Linked DNA regions of Homo sapiens: region 2 is linked to region 1. A link is a contact called in ENCODE Hi-C or POLR2A ChIA-PET data. All regions are on one chromosome and are shown on one strand. The core of a region is the stretch at or near the end of the contact, and the rest is flanking DNA. Distances in the headings are between cores, read along the strand shown. Region 1 overlaps IGF2R (insulin like growth factor 2 receptor). Region 2 overlaps SLC22A3 (solute carrier family 22 member 3).

Evidence for each region. A loop is a pair of places that touch in the nucleus more often than their neighbours do. ChIA-PET counts read pairs that join two places held with the same protein, here RNA polymerase II (POLR2A). Pooled maps may share reads with other maps.
Region 2: a pooled map shows a loop between it and region 1 (2.5-fold over the local background). The contact joins two enhancer-like sites. A Hi-C loop is called at or near these places in 1 of 168 maps with a recorded cell type or tissue (ovary) and 1 of 50 pooled maps. POLR2A ChIA-PET finds 5 or more read pairs at or near these places in 1 of 52 experiments (H1).

The regions. Positions count from the first base shown.
Region 1 is chr6:160,086,084-160,091,803 of GRCh38, reverse strand. IGF2R (insulin like growth factor 2 receptor) reads right to left here. Exons shown (of 48, transcript NM_000876.4): 42 at 3,657-3,771; 43 at 2,551-2,697; 44 at 1,701-1,888. Among named protein-coding and RNA genes, the nearest start is that of SLC22A1, 33 kb to the left of the region's middle. Within about 2 kb of position 2,820, at least 3 of the 41 ENCODE cell types and tissues checked have a DNase peak (open chromatin) inside an H3K27ac peak, as active enhancers do.
Region 2 is chr6:160,428,649-160,434,912 of GRCh38, reverse strand. The region is part of intron 5 of SLC22A3 (solute carrier family 22 member 3); the gene reads right to left. Among named protein-coding and RNA genes, the nearest start is that of SLC22A3, 83 kb to the right of the region's middle. Within about 2 kb of position 3,577, at least 11 of the 41 ENCODE cell types and tissues checked have a DNase peak (open chromatin) inside an H3K27ac peak, as active enhancers do.

The sequences.
Region 1 (5,720 bases), core at 1,571-4,070:
TGAAGGCTTCTGAAACAATCCTTCCTTCCTTCCTTTAATCAAGATTTACCGAGCACTGGGAAAGAGGACAGCAAGAGAAGGCACAACCTGTGACATGCAACATCTGATTCTGAATGACTGAAGGATTCACCGAAGTGTGAGGAAGGCAGAGAACAGAGAAACACAGAGTGCTAGCTCCGTGCTGTGGAGTTATGCAAGTGAATGAGGCTGATCAACTTTCCCATCATCAACTCACCCAGAAAGCAGAACATTCACTTTCCCAGTTCTATTCAGGGGCCACAGGTGCTATGAGCAGATGCACCAGGGCGCTGTCTACAATCTGTGACCAGGAGCAGCGATGCTGACCCAGCTTCCCTCCATCAGGTGCTGCCGTCGTGGAGATGCACTCAGCACCAGGGCACGGAGCACCTGCTCCTTCTCGGCGATGCGCTCAGCACCAGGGCACAGAGCACCTGCTCCTTCTCGGCGATGCGCTCAGCACCAGGGCACGGAGCACCTGCTCCTTCTCGGCGATGCGCTCAGCACCAGGGCACGGAGCACCTGCTCCTTCTCGGCGATGCGCTCAGCACCAGGGCACGGAGCACCTGCTCCTTCTCGGCGATGCGCTCAGCACCAGGGCACGGAGCACCTGCTCCTTCTCGGCGATGTGCTCAGCACCAGGGCACGGAGCACCTGCTCCTTCTCGGCGATGTGCTCAGCACCAGGGCACGGAGCACCCGCTCCTTCTCAGCCGCACCAGGGCACAGAGCACCCGCTCCTTCTCAGCGATGCGCTCAGCACCAGGGCACAGAGCACCCGCTCCTTCTCAGCGATGCGCTCAGCACCAGGGCACAGAGCACCCGCTCCTTCTCGGCGATGCGCTCAGCACCAGGGCACGGAGCACCTGCTCCTTCTCGGCGATGAGCTCAGCACCAGGGCACGGAGCACCTGCTCCTTCTCGGCAATGTGCTCAGCACCAGGGCACAGAGCACCTGCTCCTTCTCAGCTATCACTACTCTCCCCTCCCAGAGGACATGATCGGCAGCTCTTTGACATCAGAGCAGGCTGGGGTTTTCTTTAAACACACTTCATTTTTTTTTAAAGAGTTATTACATCCACACACGGTTCAAAAATCAAATTATGAAAGGTATATAGTTAAGACTAGCTGTTCAAAACAAAAGCAGCCTTTCACGATTATGTGAGGGAACAAAGGGCAACACCCTTATTAGTGCCAGTTTAAAACCTTCCTTCACACCCTGGACTCTGCCCTATGTGCGTCCTGGTTGATTTTAACCTACATCCTAACATTTAGGCCAGTTTCCTTTCATCCTTCTTACAAATATAAAATCTCTTACCCTTCTCTAATATTATTTGGCATTCCAAAATAAGGAAGTGTCATGGTTAAAACCAAATCAAAGGCAATTCTGACTGTGCACAGCTCAGCCTCCACCCAACCTCAGAACCACTGGATCAGACCAGGTTTTAGTTTTTTTGTACATTTACTTGATAACTAAGACACAATTTGCCTACAGTGAAATGCTTAGTTCTGACACGTATCGCTCAATCCACTGTCAAGAAATTCATAACAAAGTAAAGAATTAGACCAAGGTTTTTGTTTTAAAAGTGGTCCGAGATTTCAACTGAAGGGAGTTAGTTGAAAATTTTAATCCCCTTCCTTGGAGGAAGTTAAATGTGGAACTTTGTGGGAAGCCACGGATTACCTTGAAGGTAGTACTTGGTCTTGTCAGAGGTTCCAACTTTCCGACTGAAGTGCTGATCGTTGGGCTTCACCTGGCATATGTTGGCTCCAGAGCACGCCGGGTTTCTGGAGCTTGTGATGGAGGAAAGTTGGATCTCATACAGGTAGTTGTCCCCATTGGTCCTCATGTCCCCAGAGGCTCTGAACAGCCTGAAGAGACAGAAAAGATCACAGTGACATGGAAGTCCTTCAAGAAGGCATTCATGACATAAACCCTCAGTCCTCAGAATCACTGCAGGGCCCCAGGATGCTTCCTTTCCTAGGGAAAGGAAGCACGGACACGCTAGGGCAGCACGTCTGTGACCCCACAGCAATTCTGAGGACACCAGTTTCCCTCTCAAGAGGCTTTCTCCCCAACCAGTTCTGGCCTCTGAGTGCTAATCCACCTTCCTCAGGTGCCGTATCCAGCACCACACGGCCCTCGCCCTGTCTGTGCACCTCGGCCACCACCCCCAAGAGCAGCCCCAGTAACACTGCTGAGAAACTTATTTTCTAAACACTGGTAAGCCCAGAAGATTCCTGCTCAAACATGTCAGAAGGCTTCGGCTTCAACCCCTGAGATTATCATGAAGAGAGGGAGAAGGACGGGGGATTTATTTTTACACTCATGAGAATTCACCATCTTTGGTGTTAAAACTTAATGATTGAGTAACGCTTTTCCTCAGTTTAAGCAAAAGATGACGATGACTCCAGCAACAGTAACTAAAACACAGACCTATTTATCCTGCAGTGCTCCCCGATAGGGAAAGAGCGGCATTGCTGGTTTAATTTTGAACACATTTCACAGCTCAGAAGGAAAACGTTTTACTTACTTAAAATAAATATCTCCGAGGCTGAAGCTCTTGCCATTTATAGGGTTGGTGATGGTCCCATTCACCATCTGCACCTCCTGAGGCTTCACGGCGCAGGCAGCCCGGGAGTCCCAGCTGAAGTAGTAAGTGCAGCTGTCGATATCAAACCTAGGAGGAGGGAAGCACAGGCTACAGTCACTTCCCCAGCCAGACATAAGGGAAGACTGCAAAACAATGAACACTGCGGAGCCCTTGAAGCAGCTCACTGGCTTTCAGTCAAGGTGCTGCGAGACTTCAGTTGGGTCCCGAGGCCCCCACTCCCCGGGCTGCGCAGGCCTAGGCAGAATTTCCCGACTCAACACTGACGGCAGCTCGGAGCGAGGGTGGTTATTTTACTCACTTCTTTTCATCACCACAATGGACAGGGAAGATGACTGTGGTGCACACATCAGTAATGTGACAAAGCAGGCAAGCATTCAATATAAATTTTTTAAAATTTGTAAACCGTGCAACATTCAAAACCTGGAAAATTTGCTCCTAGATTTTTAGATTTTTGTTTAAGCTTCTCAGACTCATACATTCATAAATCCTTTGGCAATTTCTGAGTCACCCCTTTTCCAAACTCAGCGTCTGGAAGGAATCAGTTCTGTTCACAAACAGCAGCTCACATGCACCCTCTGTTGGCCAAGCTCTCCCTGGCACCAGATGCAATGTGGCCGGGAAAACTTGAATATAATCCAAGCACATCCCAGGTCCAGATGCAGGTCCCAGCTGCTCGAGGGTCCCAGCCAGGCTGCTTGAACACCTCGGGTGGGACAAATCCACGCCCCTTTGTTTCTACTATGACATTCAAAGGTAGAGGTCAGTTAAGTACTGCTCAGCCAGTGCTAAACCTAGTTCAAGAGACAAGCTAGCCCAGAGAAGTTGCACTGGTCTTGTAACAGTGTCTCAGCACTGTATCTGGAGGTCTTCCCTGCCTGGAGCAGCCCCGCCCAATACAGCACAATCAGCGGCTCTGGCCCTGAGCTCCTAAGACTCAGCCAAAACCTGCCCATGAAAACCCCAAGGAGGAATTCCCTCCAGTATGCTCACTGCACAGTCCCGCTCTGAGCCCCCAGTCTCCTGACCTCTTGAATGCAGGTCTGCCCACCGTCTTTGTACAGGTCAATTCTATCACGGAGGATGCGGTCTTATTTCCACCACACGGATAACCTTTGGAGTACGTGACAACAACTTTGTCACCTGAAACACACAAATGATTGAACTGACATTATTTCTAGTGCATTATAAAAAGCCTCAGGCAGGCGCAGTGGCTCACACCTGTCAATTCCAACACTTTGGGAAACCAAAGAGGGCAGATCACTTGAGGTCAGGAGTTAGAGACCAGCCTGACCAACATGGTGAAACCCCGTCTCTACTAAAAATACAAAAATTATTCGGGCACGGTGGCAGGTGCCTGTAATCCCAGCTACTCAGGAGGCTGAGGCAGGAGAATTGCTTGAACCCGGGAGGCAGAAGTTGCAGTGAGCCAAGATCGAGATGGCGCCATTGCACTCCAGCCTGGGCAACAAGAGCAAAACTCCATCTCAAAAACAAAAACAAAAAACAAACAAACAAAGCTTCAATGTTAGGAGTAAAAATCTGGTTTAAAGGCCAGAAGAAAATAAATTTTGGGCTCCCTAAAGGTTTATCGACCTGTTCTTGCATTCCCACACTCAGGGGTGGTCACCTGGCCCACTGCACAATTGTCACAGCCTAAGACCTGGGGTCAAACCCAAACCCTCCTACTCCCGTACTTTGTGGCCCTGGGTTGCTGAGCTTCTGAGCCTTGAGGGCCTTACCTGCAGAACAGGGCACTGTCCAAAGTGGGCAGGTTTCGGGCATGTATAGAAAGTGCCCAACAAACTCATGTGAACAGTGGGACCCCGGGTAATGGCAGCCTTCATTATCGCTCCAATTGTGTAAACTCTCTCTATCATATTAGGTGCTTTCCTGACAGGTACCCTCATGTGAGCCTCCCAGTAATAACAGAGCACAGAATGGAAAAAGTGAAAAGCCAGAAACAGAAACCAACTGTGGTTTTCTAGGGTCTTCTAGCTTTCAGTCGAGCACTGTCTGCTTTTAAAAGTGACCCATTAAAAGAAAAACCTGAGCCCTCGAACCCGCAGGGTCTGAGAGAAAAGTGAGTACATGCTTTAAGCTGCAGGTATCACTGGGGCAGCATGGCCGCCAGGTTCCAACTCTCAAGCCACCACCAAGAGGCTGCTTGTGGCTGCGCAGGGGGCTGTTCTGGGAACGGTCTGGGCCCAGCCTGGCTGCATGGACAGATGATGTCTCCAGGGCATGGCGCAGGGTGTCCAGGGGAAGCAGGTGCCTTCCACCCTGACCACACACACACAGATCCTTCCAGGCAGGGGCATGCGGTGGAGGCAACATGGGCACAGTGCTCACTTCCCGAGTGTTTTCCACAGGACACAGGCTGAGGTACTGAGGGCTGCTGGATGGTGAGGTGGGAGGTGGGACTCTAGGCTCTCAGGCCTGCCCCAAACTCAAAGCTGCTCCAGCTGAATTTGTTTTAAATATTGGGCTTCTGTGTAAAATTTTGGAAAAAAGAATTCCACTGTTTTACGGAAAATTTTTAAAACTTCTGGCATATGGGATCAAACAAGAAAAAACTTTAATAGTGTAGACAGCCCTTACTGATTGGGCAGGAGGCTCAACCTCCTCGGCTCAGGGGCCCAGCCTGTGAAACGGATGACAACGCTGCCCCATGGAGTGGATGGGGATTAAACATATATTAAGCACAGCTGCTTGAGACATGTTGGTTCTGAAAACAAAAAGTCTACCTCCCACCCCAACAGGGGTCCATTCCCTAAGCGGACAATGGGGGCACCGTGGTTGTCCTTAGATGCTGTCTTGTTGGCGCCAAAGATTAAGAGCTCATTTGGTGTCAGACACCAGATTATTTCTCGTTCCGGTCAGCAGGTGCTCAGGATGCCAAATGCCAGTCCCAGGAGAAAGCATGAGCTCTTCCCGCCAGGCGAGGCTGGACTTGCAAAATGGTGCTCTCCAAATGGAGGTGGCCTGCAGGTCACCGCTAAGAAGTCAGATGATCTAGTTCCATGTCACCCCCTGTGTTCACTACTCTCTTTTGCTCCTCCTGCCTCAAACTTTTAGGAAGCCTTAAGTGT
Region 2 (6,264 bases), core at 2,328-4,827, 340 kb before region 1:
TGCTCACCTCTGTGTGCGTGTGCTAGAGAGAAAGACACTTTTATCTTTTTCATCACTGTATTTTTGGGGCCTTGTTTCATTAGCAAGTTGACCTGGATCTTAACTAATATAATGTCTATTAAGATGACCCCTGAGCTAACCTTCTAAATTTGAAGACCCCAGTGAGGGATTTTTCTGTGTCTACCTTAACCTTTGCTGCTCAAAAAACAAGACAGGAATATCAAAAGTGAAAGATAGGAACTCCATAGATTACAAATATATATTATGGTATAGTTTGTTGCCAAAATGTTTTCTACAATTCATTTCTATGTGTTAATACATTAAAATGGCTAGTGTTTATGGAGTGTGTGATATTAGATTCTAGACTAAGCACTTTACGTGGATTATTTTAAGTCTCATCAAAGCTCTATAAAGTTAGTACTTCTGTTAATCTTATTCTATAAATAAGGAAAACAAGGCTTAGGACTTTCAGGAGTGAATAGTACACAGGTAAATCAGCCAGGAATTGAAACCAGGCAACTGATTGGTGGAGCCTGTGTTCCTGATCCCCACACAGCACTGCTGAATATATTTCATTCTAGAAACATTCTTGATAGTTGATGGCCACATCTAAATATTTTTAAAGAAAGACACTGTGCACTTGACCTAAAACTGAATCTTTAATTAAAACATTGTTTTATGAAAAAAATTTGACTAGATAATTTAGATTTTAAAGATCTTTAAATTCAGGATTAAAACCACCCATCCTGCAAGGACAATGTTCCTCCATGAAAGTATCACCACCAACTCGTTGCCATGAGTTTTTCCTTTTACTGAGGGCTTTTCCACAACTCAGACTTGGGGCTGCCGGGCAGTGTCAGTCTCAGACTCTTCTCTCTCCAGGGATTCCCTGACAGGATCCCTTGTCTACATATCAATACCACTGTCCATTCAGCACACACAGGTGGCAATACTTTTTTCTTTGCTTTTCAAAAGAAATATTCACAGCAATTTATTACTGGCTCTCTTTTATTTCCTCTTCAGACTTCTGCTGAGAGCTATGACTTCTATCCACTAGCTATGAGTGTGAACAAATTCACTCTCACTCAAGTTTCCAGTTCCAACATCCCAGAGTTGAAGGGAAATCCTACATCACATATTTCAAGATCTCTGGTCAGTTCAGGTAGATAGTTTGACTTTTTAAAAAAATTTAAAAAAATTTTTTTTGAGATAGGGTCTCTCTCTGTCACCTAGGCTAGAGTGTAGTGGTGTAATCATGACTCACTACAGCCTCAACCTCCCGACTCAAGCAATCCTCCCACCTCAGCCTCCTGAGTAGCTGGTACCACAGGTGCATGCCACAGCACCTGGCTTATTAGTAGCAGTAGTAGTAGTAGTAGTAGTAGTAGTAGTAGTAGAGACAGGGTCTTGCTGTGTTGCCCAGGCTGGTCTTGAACTCCTGGGCTTGAACAATCCTCCTGACTTCGCCTCCCAAAATGTTGGGATTACAGGCATTAGCCATCATGCCCAGCCTAATTTGACATTTAAACACATTTGTAGATTTTTCAGTTGTTCATGATTCTTCACTGTTTTTAAGTGATAAAATAAAGGAGCATCTCTTGCTTTCATGTTAGCTCTGTAGATAATTGCCTTTCTCTGGCAGATCTCCAGTCACTCAATGACCACAGAATTATGACATGTTAGATTTTGACAAGAAAATAAAGATCTTATGTATTAACCTAGAGGTTGGCGAACGTTTTCTGCAAAGGGCTATATATTAAATGTTTTTGGTTTTGTGAGCTCTAAGACCTCTGTTGGAACTACTTACCTTTACCATCGTAGTGTGAAAACAGTCATAGACGATACATAAATGGCTTCCAATAAAATTTATTTACAAAAACAGGTTGCCTGCATGTCTGGCCTGCAAGCTGTAGTTTGCTGACCCCTGAATGAGAGGCTTAGTGCTGGAGAAACTTGTACAGATACTACTATCATTCCTATTACAGAGAGAAAGAAGTTGAGGTGGAGGAAAGCTATGTACCTTACCCAAGGAGGACACACAGACAGTAAGAAGATGAACCAGGAGGTTGATAGCAAAGTCTGTATTTTTAACCATTATGCGGTAATGTGTCTGCAGTATGTAGAATATGATATTTATTGTTTAAAAGTATGCCGTATCATTTCATTAATTACTTTCTTCTTTTCAGCTACAAATAATCTCTGAAAATTAAAAATTAAGCCTAACATTGGGAGGCCAAGGCGGGCGGATCACGAGGTCAGGAGTTCGAGACCAGCCTGGCCAACATGGTGAAACCCCGTCTCTACTAAAAATACAAAAAATATCTGGGCTTGGTGGTGGGCATCTGTAATCCCAGCTACTCGGGAGGCTGAGGCAGGAGAATCGTTTGAACCTGGGAGGCGGAGTTGCAGTGAGCCGAGATCGTGCCATTGCACTCCAGCCTGGGTGTCGGGGAGACTCCGTCTCAAAAAAAAAAAAAAAATTAAGCCTACATTATTTTTGTAACAAAAAAAAAAGCTCACTTTTAAAGTCATGGACTTAAATTAGACACAGCGTACCCGATTGTTGACTTCCTTCTCTTTCCTAACAGAATTCCCACTACACTCTCCCGCACCATCAATTCATATGTTTGTGGGAGCTGAGTCTCCTTCTAGTTGTAGCGGGAGGCCTGATTAGTTTAGGGAAATCGTATCCTCCATGTCAGTGACTGGGCACGTGACCCAATTTGAACCAATGAGAAATGGGCATACAACCCAATTCGGGCCAATGAGAAATGGACTTCTGGGAAAGTCCTTCATTGCTTTTAAGTCAGAAGTTCCTGAAGAAATCTTTTTTCTTCCTTCAAGGAATGAATGAGGAAATTGTGGGCTCACATACAACTTAGCAGTCATCTTACACTGATGAGACAACAAGTCTTAAGATGAAGCTATCCTGTCAACAGAGTGGAGAGAGGAGAAGAAAACCATGGTTTAATAAGATTGTTGAGATCCTGGTCTGGCCAACCCTGAATGCTGCTGTTGCTAGAATTCCAGACACACGAGCCAGTGAATGTCCTTATTGTCCAAACCTATTTAAGTTGGTTTTCTGTTACTTGTTGCCAAAAGCAGAATTATCTGAAGAATCCAATCCAGAACAATGCTTTTCCTTTAATAACTGAATATTTTAGGCAATTTTTTTTTAGCAAATAGTTAAAATAATTGCTTCTATACTCCAATCCACTCCATAAAAATACCTGGTATAAGTCTTAATTTCAAACTTTTAGAAGTTAAAACAGAGTGGTAATATGATCTCTGCTTTTCCAGACCACAAGTTTACTGCCTCATATATATCATCTACCAAAAAAAAAATACGAGGTGTTGATAACGAATGAAGGGAGTCAGGACTGTGAAACCAGTCTTCCCTGTCCAGTGAATGAAAGGATTAAGAGTACTTCCAAGCAAGTACATATTTTGCTACATTTAAGGACAAATCCAGCTGGTCTTTGATTTACTAACATCTCCACAGTGACGCAGATATTCTGAAAGATGACCCACTTTCTAGGCATCCAAAGGCCTTGAGAGACTTAAAACCGTATCTTGGATGGAATTCATCCAGGAAAATCTTGGCAACTCCTGCGCCGTGGCGGCCGCCACTATTATTCTTTTACAATAACTTCTAGCTCTATATCTGTGCTGATTTTCTGTTGCCAAAGGGTTACTAAATTTTGCCTGGTCTGAGTCAGACACACAAAAAAACAAAATGCTATACCAGGTTTAAAATTGTTTTTAAAAAATTGCTTTATTACCTCACATACCATTTACATGCACTTTATGATATTTACATGTAATTTATGTACAATAAACTTCAGCAATTCTAAGTGCACACTTTGAAGACTTTTGACAAATATATAGTCTTATAACCACCACCACAACCGTGGTACGGACCCTTTCCATGATCCCCAAAAGTTTCCTTGTGTCTCAGTGAAGTCAGTCCCCTCCCCCCACTCTGGGCTCTGGAAACCCAGATCTGCTTTCTGTCATGACAGTTTTGCTTTTTCTAGAATTTCATAGAAACAGAATCAACAGTGTCTCACTTGGCGTCCCGTTTTGTCATACCTTTTATGCTGTCTAAATGGGGGATGCTGGTTTTGATTTGAAGCAAAGGGAGAAAAGGGTGATGTTCCGGGTAACACTATCTGTTCAGAGGCTTGTTGCCTAGTATCGACACTCTCTATTCATGGGAAAAGGTATCGCTCAAGGTTAAACTGCAGAGGTTAGTTTCCTTGTATTTATTTAATGAGCTGAATTGCTATTTGCCCTATTCATCTCTTTGATTATCTTTTAATTCTGCCAAGACTGTGTTTTCCATCAACAATTATGTACTCCATATTAAAAGAACACTTTATTCGTCTTTCTTTGATTAATTCAGCTCTCTTTGCAATTCTTCCTGGTGAAACATTTCTTCAAGTTGACGTCTTCATTTAAATTGCCAAAGAAGAGAAAGACATTATAAATAACCATCTGTTATAAATATGGTGTTCAGAGCTCCCCACGTGGAGGACTGGTCTCGGGTCAGAAAAAAGACAGTCAGGGTTAGGCCAGACATGTGGTATTCTACTCAGAACATTTTTTTACTAGCATGTTACTTAAACTGTTTGAGCCTTAGTTTTCTCATCAGTAGCAGGAGAATAATAATATTCAAATATATTATTTTAATATTATTATTAAATATTATTCATTTATCAAATCACACCTTATTAGTGTTTTGAAAATTCATTTAAATAACCCATCTGTCTATATAGATACATAGATATGTGTACATATACACAGATACATACAAGTGTGTATATATATACATATATGCACCTATAACACACACACACCTGGCACACAATATGTCATAGTAACAGAGGCTGTCAACATTAATCTTATGTTTTATAACATTTGAGAGTTACTTTATTTTCAGGTGATAATTCACCCAGCACTTTTTCCTTTAGTAATTAGTAGCTAATGCTGTGACACATAAAGGCAGATGCTTTTAAAGGTCCTCAGATAAAGAGAATGGTTGCTCTGCCTTTTTTTTTTTTAAGAAATGGATTTCTTTTTATGTTGAATTTTCTTAAGTATACCAGATGTATTTAATGTTGATTTGGAACTGTGGATCTACCAGGCTTAAGGCAGGATACTTTTTCATGAATGTGCACACTGGCAAATACCACGTACGCAACCTTGCAACTCAAAGTATGACCCACAAGTCAGCAGCGTTGGTCTCCCCTGGGAGCCTGCTGAACAAGCCCCGCCCCAGATCTAGAGAGAGAATCTGCATTTTAACTGCATCCCCAGGAGACTAGCATGAGAAGCACTAAGAGTCAAGGAACAGCAATCCCACCTCATCGGCTCACTCCCATTGTTTACTTCCACCTGGGGCTCTGGGTGCAGAAACGTGAGTCCTCCCAGGTTTAGGAGGGAGAAATACATTTGCCAGCAGGGTTTACCATGGGCAGGGGGAAGGGGATGGTGTTAGTAGCTGCTTGTCTAGCCTTGTGATTTCGTCTGGTTATTCTCAATAGGAGACTTCTTCATCAGTTGCCGTATTTCACAAGGAAAGATGACACCAATAAGAAAGAAAACGTATTTGCTCTTGAGTATAATACTGTGATTTATTCAGTGAATGCATCATCACTAGTTCCCTAAAGGCTCTGCTCTCTAGAAACTTTTCATCTCTAAGAAGTCTGTGTGAATAAAATGTTATTTGAGGTCTTTGGGCTCACCGATTGGGGGAACCAGAAACCACCTTCAAAAGTTAAAGTACCCATTGGTCTTACAGACAAGCATCAGGAACCAGAGGGCCTGGTGGGGCTGGGAGGAAGCTCGGCAGTGACAGCTGAGGTGCTCATGTCCTTCCATCCCACTGCCCAGTGGATAATGAGCTCATTAGTCAGACGAGGACCAGCCCAGAATAGCCAGGAGTAAGCATGTCACATTACAGAGCTGTAGCCAGCTTCTGGGTGGAAATAGCACTATCTGGTACCCATAAAAGAGAATTTGCCAAATTACCTGTAGTACTTCGGCAATTTTTGAAAACCTCCTTATCCTTTAAAACAAGAGTAGATAAAATATTTACCATGCAAGAGCATATACGATGGGGAAATATTTGTATTAAAATTATCACAAATGTTTGATGTTTATTAAAGTAGTTAAAAATAAATCCCAGTCCTCTGGACCAATGCTGTCCAGTAAGAATATAATGTGAGCCACACGAGTACATTTACATTTTCTAGTGGCCAC